2 separate regions of the Homo sapiens genome follow, and region 1 is linked to region 2. The links are chromatin loops, found by intact Hi-C in ENCODE. Cell type or tissue: ascending aorta. All regions are shown on one strand. Links, peaks and the distances in the headings refer to the core of each region. The heading gives the core; the rest is flanking DNA.

The links. Hi-C counts contacts between places; a loop is a spot of excess contacts. Peaks named below come from ENCODE experiments on the same cell type or tissue, not always from the same donor. Only the 100,000 strongest peaks of a DNase experiment are listed, where the experiment ranks them.
Region 1: a loop joins it to region 2, with 2.7 times the contacts of the local background. A loop is called at or near these places in 1 of 110 quality-filtered maps.

Annotation. Positions count from the first base shown.
Region 1 is chr5:7,902,603-7,907,995 of GRCh38, reverse strand. It overlaps LOC124900936 (a long non-coding RNA gene), which reads right to left and starts at 4,246. Exons shown (of 2, transcript XR_007058683.1): 1 at 3,143-4,246; 2 at 1-2,249. In ascending aorta, for the core only: no CTCF peak of the experiment used is centred there; no DNase peak of the experiment used is centred there.
Region 2 is chr5:8,683,538-8,688,930 of GRCh38, reverse strand. No RefSeq gene overlaps it. Among named protein-coding and RNA genes, the nearest start is that of LINC02199, 150 kb to the left of the region's middle. In ascending aorta, for the core only: a CTCF peak has its summit at 3,014 (motif pointing right); a DNase peak (open chromatin) is centred at 2,030; H3K4me3 peaks cover 812 bases; H3K27ac peaks cover 1,421 bases.

The DNA.
Region 1 (5,393 bases), core at 223-5,222, 780 kb after region 2:
TCAAATATGAATGAGATATCTCAAACAAAAGCTGAGAGAATTCACCAAGAGACCCATCTTACAAGAAATGCTAAAAGGTGTTCTTCAATCTAAAATAAATAAAAACACTTCAGTGAAAAAAGAAAACATTTGGAAGTATAACACACACTGATAGAATTAAGTACACGGAAAACCAAGAATATGCTAACACTGCAATTATGGTGAGCAATCCATTCATAATTCTAGTATGAAGAAAGAAAGACAAGTCTATCAAAACAATAATAGATACAGCAACCTGTTAAGAAATAGGCAGTATAAAAATATGAAAATTGAGACAATATAAAGTCAAAACTGGGGGATGAAGTATATAGGCTTTTTTCATTTTTTCTATTCTTTTCTGTGTGATCTAAGATAAGTTTTCACCTCTTTGAAATAAATTTTTACATGTATAAGTTGGTTTTTGTAAGCCACATAGTAACTACAATGCAAAATCTATAATAGATTCATAAAAATAAAAACACTGGCATGTAGAGGTCCAGAATAGACCCCAAAAGTCCAGAATAGCCACAAAAAAAGTATCAACAAATTCAAAAATGTATAAATCATACCAAGTATCTTTTCAGACCACAATAGGATAAAACTAAAAATTAATAGCAAAAGAAACTTTGGAAAGCACACAAACGCATGGAAATTAAACAACACGGTTCTGAATGACCAATGGGTCTATGAAGAAATTAAGAAGGAAATTAAAAAAATATTGCATAGCCTCACTCATATGTGGGAGCTAAAAAAAAGTGGATCTCATGAAGATATAGAGTAGATTGGTGATTACTGGAGGCTGGGAAGGGTAGAGGGAAGGGGAGGATGAAGAAAGGTTTGACTAATGGGGACAAATATACAATTTGTTAGAATAAATAAAACCTAGTGATTGATAGATCAGTAGGGTTAGCATAGTTTACAATCATCTATTAAATATTTCAAAATAGTCAGAAGGGAATAATTTGAATGTTTCTAGCATAAAGAAAAGACCAATATTTAAGGTGATGGGTATTCTAGTTACAGTGATTTTATCTTTACAAATTATATAAAGGTATTAAATTAGCAGATATACCCTCAAAATTTATATTTATTGGGATAAATTTAAAAAATTTTAAAGACAAAAAGCGATAAATTCTTTTTAATTGCACTAATGTGTTTTTTGGGAAAACAAGGGAAACTTACACCTACATATTGGTCTTAAACCACTGCGAATTATATTATAGTATCTGCTTTTGATCTGTAACTTCTGCATATTTACAAAAATTAATTTTTGTATATTCACATTCTATGGATATTTAAGAGAATTTATCAGCTTTCTTCACTCGAATTGAAAAACTTCTTAAATTTTAATTTTGAAAAGTTTTTTTCATGTGGAGTCATAGATGTATGAAGACTTGGAAAAAGTCTTAAGTACGAGGATGAGTTTTTCAGAGATTCATAAAAATCACATTTTACAATAAGCTCCAGAAATTGAAATACTGTTCATGTTTTTCTTTCTTCAGGATGGATTATAATAGTTTTCAAACATCTCTGCAATAGAAGAAATTCCCCTAAGATATTTTCACCAGAAAATTCATCATAAGTTTCTATTACACTGGGTGAAAGCTTCTAAAGTTTTTCTTCTCTGCTAAAAGAATATGAGAAAATGGGCTAAACATTAAGGAACTTGAGAATGCTTAATCCACCGCTTTACAAGTATCTAGTTCCTGGTGGAAATAATCAAAATATTCAACACACCCTGCAATTCCTTCTGCTGCTGCAAGGCCAGCAGTTGTTGTTCTTTTCCCTAATATTCTTCCCAGAAATTTCTTTTTTTTTTCTGTCTAAATGTCATTGACCTTTTTGTTGTTGTTACATAGTTAATAATTTTCTACACAATTTTTGTGTGCTGCTCTTCAAGGAACAATTTTAAAGCTTGAGTTTCACTACATCACTTTTAGAGTTGATTTTGACTGTTTGCAAATATTTTTATATCTGACTTACTTGATTTACAATTTCATACCAGAAAAGAAGATAACTCAAAAAAAAAATGCAGCAGAGGAGGAAATCTGAGAAGAAACTCTTGTGTCCACATTAACTTTCAGAATTCACTGCCCTTGAAGTTGAGACAGACTTTCCAACATTTGTCTGTAGTGCATGAAAAGCTTCACAGTGAGCAAATCATAACATCAGGAACAGTCTTTTCACAGTTATAACTATATTCTGAAGCATTTTTCATCTATGAGGTGAGACTGAAAGAAATAAATGTTTTCCAAATGTTTAAACAAAAGTCATCATGAGGAAAAATTCAAGTGGTCACACACACAATAACAGAACTAAAGTAACTCCATTTGTATTTCTTCGTGTTGTTTATAATTTCTATGCTATCATTTTAATTTTGAATCTACTGTTTAAATGCACAGGGACTGGAGACATGGACTGCACCAAAGCAAACTCTAACAATGCTGAACTCTTCAAAAAGGTCTCTCAAAAACAAATCCATGAACTCTCATTCCTTGTTCATGGGAATGTAAAATGAGACAGCTACTTTAGAAAACAGTTTGACAGTTTCTTAGAAATTAAAAGAAAAACTTAGCATACGACCCAAAAATCCCACTCTGATGTATTTATCCAAGTAAATTAAAAACTTATATTCATGCAGAAATATGTATGCAAATGTTTACAGCAGCTTAATCATAATTGTCATAAACTGGAGGCAACCAAGATTTCCCTCAATAAACGAATGGATAAATAAACCACTGTACATCCATACAACAGAATAGTACTGAGCAATAAAAAGGAACCAGATATCAATTCACACAACAACATGGGTTAACCTTAAATATATTTCACTAAGTGAAATAAGTCTGACCCAAAAAGCTCAATGTTGTGTAATTCCAGTTGTATCACACAGTCTGGAAAAGGCAAAACTATAAGCATGGAAAATAGCTAAGTGGTTGTCAGGGGTTCTCTGATAAAAGGAATTGTGACTTACTGGAGAAATGGTTCATTCTTAACACTGGGATAGGTAAAAATCAAGGGCAACCTGGAGCATTTTAGACTACCAAAAAAAACGAAGTGCTGAAACAGTGAAACAAATGATACATATTCCAAGACATCATGTATAAACAGCACTCATACATACGTGAAACTTTAAAAAACAGGAATAGTTCTGCAACTGCAAAGCCTTTAAGATTCTGGCCCAGCCAAGGATGTCAGATCTCACTGTCATCAGCGCTTCTTTGTCTCCCTTTCCATTCTCCTTAGTAAAATGGCTTGGCCCTCCTCCCCAACAAAAAAGGAGAGCATGGCAAAGGAACACAACAGTCACCCTGAGAGACGTCACATATGATCATTTGAGCAATAAAATAAGTAATACAGTATTATATTATAACCCAAAGTATTAAATAAATATCCATGAGTCCATACTTCCAGAAATACATGATAAAATAAGTAACTAAATTGGGAGAAGGAACAGCTTTTCCTTGCAAAAGAATTACAAATTATACATGTAGATAGTAACCCCTCCAGGAGGTGGAGCTTAATTTCTCTTCCTTTGAATGTAGGCTGAACTTAGTGACTCATTTCCAAACAATGTCATATGAAAAGGGAAAAAGAGTAACCTTATAGTAGAGAAACTGGCACATACCATCTTACCAAAGAGATCAGGGTTGAGATCCCTAGTGATTAATCATATTATACCATATACTCCATGATATGAAACGATGAGAAAAAAAAAAAACTGCTAGTGTGCTCTCCTCAAAACCCAGAAACCCAGTGTAATTGTGCGTTTAAACCTCAGACAAACCCAAATTGAGGAACCTCCTACAAAATACCTGACCAGGGGCCTTCAAGGTCATGAAAAACAACAAAAGATGAGAAACTGTCACAGACTGGAGAAGACTCAGGAGGCAAAAAACGAAATGCAATGTGATGTCCTGGATGAAATTCTGGAATGGAAAAATGTTGGTGGGAAAAGTCAAGTCGGAATAAAGCCTGTGGTTTAAGTTTTAAAAATGGGCATGTGCACAGCTTCCTAAGCACACAGCGGGTGCTCACTTCCCAAGGGTAAGGGAGGCACTGAGTGTGCGGGCAGCCCACCCTAAGGAAAGAATCGTGGGAAAAGTGCCATCCTATAAAGTCCTAGCATCACTGTTAAACAGGGCACTTGATCTTGGTGCCAGCTTGGGTCTCTTCCAAGCATTCTCTCCTTTCCTTTCTTCCCTGCTCTACAGCCTTTTAAATAAACTTCCACTCCTGCTCTGAAACTTGCCTTGGTCTTTTTCTGCCTTATGCCCCTCAGTTGAATTCTTTCTTTAGAGGCAAGAATTGAGGTTGCTGCAGACCCATACAGATTCACTGCTGGTAACTCAAATACCTTCCACTGTTAACACTGACCAAATGGATTTGTATTCACAGTAAAAGCCAAAATCCTATGACGATCTGAAACCATTATCAGACCTCCCCATTTCTCTCCTGTCGTCATCACTTACTAGTTTCCCCCTTTGTCACTGCTCAATATCCAATGCCCTTCTTGCTGTTCCAACTTGTCTGGCAGTTCTCTCACAGGCGTTTGAACTAGAGTGACTCCATCTTGAATGGGGCAAGGCAAAATGAGGCTGAGGCCTACTGGGCTGCATTCCCAGGAGGTTAGGCATTCTTAATCACAGGATGATAGGAGGGCAGCAGGACTGGTATCACAAGATACAGGTTGTAAAGACTCTGCTGATAAAACAGGACGCTGTAAATAAGCCAGCCAAAACCTGCCAAAGTCAAGATGGCAACAAGTGACCTCTGGTAGTCCTTACTGCTCATCATACGCTAATTATAATGGATTAGCAGCACCATGACAGTTTACAAATGCCATGGCAACATCCAGAAGTTACCCTATAAGGTCTACAAGTGGGAGGAACCCTCAGTTCTGGGGAAATCCCCCCGTCTTCTTGGGAAAACTCATGAATAATCCACCCTAGCATATTATCAAGAAATAGCCGCAAAAATAGCCAACCAGCAGCCCTTGGAGCTGCCCTCTGTAGTTGCCATTCTTTTGTTTCTTTACTTCTCTAATAAACTTGTTTTCACTTTATGGATTCGTCCCAAACTCTTTCTTGTGTGAGATCCAAAAACTCTCTCCTGGGGTCTGGATTAAGACACATTTCCTGTAACCATTCTATCTCAGGGCCTTCGTTCTGACTCTTCCCTCCACAAGATACTCATGATGGCTGGCTCTTTTGTCTTTTTCAAGTGTTTACCTTCAGAGACTCCCTGAGTATGAAGTCACACCAACCCTACAAGACTGCAGGCCACACATCCCATTTACTCTGACTTGTCATCCTCCATAGCCTTTATCACCTTCTCAGACCCCATGCAATTCACGGATTTTTTATTTTATGTCT
Region 2 (5,393 bases), core at 215-5,214:
CAGCCAAGCATGCATCCTCTGAAGGGAGCTACAGTCAAGGGCTCAGGCCCCTCCGGCCAGTCACGCTGTCTCATAAGTTTCTTTCTGAGCTTCAGTGCTTCATTGCTAGGTCTCTTTACCCGAGGCCGTCTGCAGAGGTGGTCTTCAAGGGCCTCTGCTGGGGCCTCCTTCCTTGAGGGCTCTTTCTCTCTTTCTGACCTTCTTCCTGACCTCAGACTTCAGGGACCATGAAACCACTAAAGCCTTTTGTTCAGGGCTTCCTCAAAAGTAAAATGACCCCACATCTGTGGTGTCTTGCCTGATCCTGGACATGAGGAGAGATGGAACATAGGAATCGGTGCTGTCTTGGTTTTAGACTTTTGCTTTACCATCACAGTAAGTGACTAAAGGCTTCACCCTTTCCTTTTTGGCTTATTGCTTTAACTGGCTTCTCTGACAGCTGGTGGCTGGGCTCTCTTGCAGCCCAGCTGAGCTCCTGACCCCCAGTTTTGTCCTAATCTCTTCCCCCTTGCTTCTCCTGCCTCTTGCATCTTGCTGCATGTTTAAAATTCATTTAGTGTACCATGTGTTTCACTTTGCTTCCTGTAACCAGTGGCCCTTCTGTTCCATGGCCCGTGGGGTAGGCTGACTGTTACACATGCAGGTCACCATTGCATCAGAGAAATTTTTACACTCTGTTCAAAATTAGGAGAGGGAGCTTCTTCATTCCTGGGTTGCAAATACCTGAAGAAGAAAAAAAAAGCTACATGGGAGAAAAGATGAAAGGTAAATAGGCAACCGGTTGCTACAAATTAGCTAATTAGCTAATTAAAACTCTCAAGCTTCTAGAAGAAAACAGGAGATAATTGATTTTATCTCAGGGCAAGCAAGAGTTTCTTAGATGTACCACAAGCATAAACCATAAGACAACACTGATAAATTTGACTTCATTAAATTGGGAGAAAATATTTGTAAATCATAAAGAATGGTGACAACTCAACAAATAAAATAACAGTAAATTTAAAAATGGACAAAAGATTACAAATATGTTTCATTAAAGAAGACAGTAGAATAACTAATACATCCATAAAAAGATATTCAATATCATTAGTCATTAGGTAAATGCAAATTAAAAACATAATAAGATACCATTTAACACATACACAATGGAGTGTCCATAATCAAAATGATGGACAATAGCAAGAATTGGTGAGAATGTAGAAACACCAGATTTGGCTGGTGGGGATATAAAATGGCACTTTGGAAATAATTTTATACCTTCTCAAGACATGAAACATACACTTAACAGGTGACTCAACAGTTCTGTAGATGTCTACCCAATAGAAATGAAAACTTATGTCTACACAAAGGTTTGTGCATGAATGTTCTTAACAGTCTTATTTATAATAGCCAAAACATGTTTATCCACTGGTAAATGGATAAACAATAGGTATACCCATATATTGAAATGTTACCCGTTAATAAATACACTCCTGATAAATGCAATGACTTGAAGAAGCATCAAGAAAACAATGCTTAATGAAAGAAGGCACACACAAACTACTTACTGTATGGGTTCATTTATATGAAATGTCTAGAAAAAGCATAAAAACATATATAGAGACAGAAACAAGATTCACAGTTGCCTGGAGTGAAGATTAGACATGGAGATTCACTACAAAATAGGCAGAAGAAATATTTTTGGGTTGAAGGACCTGCTCTAAAACTTAATTGTGGTGATGATGATATGATTATATAAATTTTCTAAAAATCCTTGGATGACACATTTTCACTGGGTAGAGTTTTGGCATGTGAATTAGAACTCAATAAAGTTGTTAAAAATCATAGCTTAAATATAACCACAGAAAGTTAATTGTTTGATAGCGGGGATTCTGTCTTTATCACCATTGTATTCTGAAAGCAGTGCATTCTAATGGGAAAATGGAAGCATCAGATTCATCATTAGGCTTCTGCTCAAATTACATCATTCATTTCTCCAGGGATTCAGTCAGCTACTATTTTTGAGCTTGTTCTTTGTGCCAGGCATTGTGAGCAGAGTTCTGGAAATGTGGCAGTGGAGCAGAGAAACTTAGTCACTGCCTTTATATGGCTAACATTCCAGTGGGAAAGATAGAAAACTTTAAATTAAAACATTAACCACTGGAGAAAAGTATGTCGAAGAAAAGAAAATGTCCTTTTTTAAAATAGTCATAGGAATCTCATTTTTAAATAGGTGAACAGTAGATTCCTCACTAGAGAGGTGATTTTTGGACAGAGACCTGTTTGCAAAGAGAGAGATGTGGATTTATCTGTTTATTTATTTATGTATTGGAATTTAGGATGATAACAATTTCAAATAATCTAAATATTCCCGCTCCTATTATTTTATAGTCCTTTCATATATACATACACACACATATTAATTGGAAAAATGCTATCTTGGCTGAGAGAAGCAAGGATGTTTTGTTTTGTTTCGTTTTGAGATGGAGTCTCACTCTGTTGCCAGGCTGGGGTGCAGCGGCGAGATCTCCACTCCCTGTAACCTCCGTCTCCTGGGTTCAAGGGATTCTCCTGCCTCAGCCTTCTGAGTAGCTGGGACCTACAGGTGCACACCACCATGCCCGGCTAATTTTTATATTTTTAGTAGAGACAGGGTTTCACCTGTCTCTACTAAACATCTACTAAATCTCTACTGACCTGTTGGCCAGACTGGTCTCGATCTCTTGACCTCGTGATCCACCCACCTCAGCCTCCCACAGTGCTGGGATTACAGGCGTGAGCCACCACACCGGCCAGTTTTAAAAATACATCCCCTGTGCATGTGAGCAGTGTTTCTGGACATGGGGCTGGTACTCCCCTCTCCTGTAGACTCACCTAGTCCTGTGCGAACAAATGAGAGAAGAGGAATGTGATTTGCACCCCAAGTTACCCTTGGTCTCACAGGAGGTCCTAAAGCCTAGACCAGGCTGCACACAACTACTTCGAGTACCCAGGATGGAGTTTGTGGAAGTCACCTGGGCTCACAGAGGATGAAACTGCCCACCAGATGTCAACCTTGGTTTAGCATTGGAGCAGAACTTGCTCTACCAAGATCACAGAGACCCTTTTAGGAGGCAGGAGTCCAGGGTGGCTTTTGGGATCCACCTCTTCCTGAAGGCTGGGGCACTTTGGGGCATGAATATCAACTCAGAACTGAGTTAGTTAAATGAACTGTAGCTCTTGCTGATAATTCACTCCCACATGAGAATGGGAGTTCACCCACACGATTTAGTTTTCCCATTGATAAGAGAAAATGAGGCCTTGCCAGAGAAATGCATGTTCCATACCAATGCAGTCGGCTTTGTGTTTGTGCATATCTTTCCAGGTGAAGGGATGTATTTAAACTTACAGTAAAATCTACAAAAAGACAAATGCTGATGTAAAAAAATAAACTACCAGCTTCTGTGTTCCTTTATCCCTAGTTGTCAAATGTGGTTGGGCTCAGCTCTTATTTTCAGGTAAAGAAGTGACTGCAGCCTGATTTTTTGGATTTTCTCAGTTCAGAGGAAGCCACTGCTGTTTGTTTCACTGTCTTTCCTTTTGAGCTTTTCCTGACAACAAATATTAACAGAATATCTATCTATCTATCTATCTATCTATCTATCTATCTATCTATCTGTCATCTATCATCTATCTATATTTAATCTCATAAAACACAATCTGCATTTGCACAATTGAATATTTTGGTTCTCACATATTGCTGACAGAATTTTATTAAATTTAAAGGCCAAATATTTTAACATGATCCCTATAGCAGTAATGCAGTCTTACAAATTAGACCATTCTCAATAAATTTATTAAGAATTATAAAGCTTGAATTTATTATTATTATTATCTGAGATGGAGTTTCACTCTGTCGCCCAGGCTAGAGTGTAGTGATGCAATCTCAGCTCACTGCAACTTCCACCTCTCGGGTTCAAATGATTCTCCAGCCTCAGCTTCCTGAGTAGCTAGGATTTCAGATGCCTGACACCATGCCCAGATAATTTTTGTATTTTTAGTAGAGAAGGGGTTTCACCATGCTGGCCAGGCTGGTCTCAAACTCCTGACCTCAAGTGATCTACCCTCCTCAGCCTGTCAAAGTGCTGGGAGTACAGGCGTGAGCCACCGCACCCGGCTGACTTTATAATTCTTAATAGATGTATTGAGGCCCTCTCCAGAAACAGATGCCCCCACCATACTTCCTGTATAGCCTGCAGAACTATGAGTGAAATAAACCTGTTTTCTCTATAAAAAAATAAGTATAAAGTTAATCATTTATTTTATTATTATAATTAGTGATAATTCATAAAATGAATGTCTTTGGATTTTCATTCTGTAGATACTATGTAATAAAGAAATTGTTCAATTAAGAGGCTTTTGAACTAACATGATAATATAGGTTGATGGCGTAAGGCAAAGATCATTTTCTCCCCCAAACAATAAATCAAGTTTTGACTGAGCCTTTTGTTTGTATTTCTTAAGAATAAGGAGCCATTTTCTAGATGCTCACCTTTTTTTTTAATGCTTTTGGAAAGCTCAGATATCAATGAAATGGCTTTTATAATATAGTGGTTCATAAACCTATTTATGGAAGTCTTTAAGTATACCTCCCCAAGATGTAGCATGTAATATGGCCTGTAGGAGAAAGGTACTAAATGGACATTCTTTGGTAAGGAAATTTGCTCACAATATGAGCAAACATTTATTAAACAATGACTACATGCAGTGAATAGTTCTGTGTAGTTTTACACACGTTCCATGTCATTTACTCTCACAACAACCCAGTCAGGTAGTTGCCGTTATCATTTATGTCTTCTAGATGATGAATCAATGCCCAGAGATTTTAAATAACATGCCCAACACCACATAGGGAGGTCATGTTGCAGCAAGATGTGAAGCCAGTGCTTTATCCATTATTTTCAACCACCTCACAGTATGCTTATGGATGTTTGTCTGACCTGTTTTTAAACTTCACTGGAAGTGTCAAATATAGGAAAGTTTATACTTCAGAACCAGTCCTGATTCCACAGGTTGAATGAGGCATGGGTTTTGAATTTTAGAACTTTTCAATATCCTTCTAAAAGAACTTATTAGTAGCTCTTACTTCACTTTTTATCATTTATTCTGAGGATATTCCATTGGGGGTGGAGGAGGTTTTTCTGCTGGCAGCACGCCCACTACCATATCCTCATTGCACCACAGCACCTGCTGCACTGAGCCACTCAAAGGCCCTGCAGCTCAGTGGAAGCTATTGCCTTTTTAAGAAAAGGGCCCATCTGTTCCTCTAAAAAACTTAAAGTAGATAGCATACTTTAAATCATACGCCATATCCTCAAAATTGCTGGTTTTCCTTTTAATTATCTGCAGACATTTCTGGGTATATGTTCTTTATG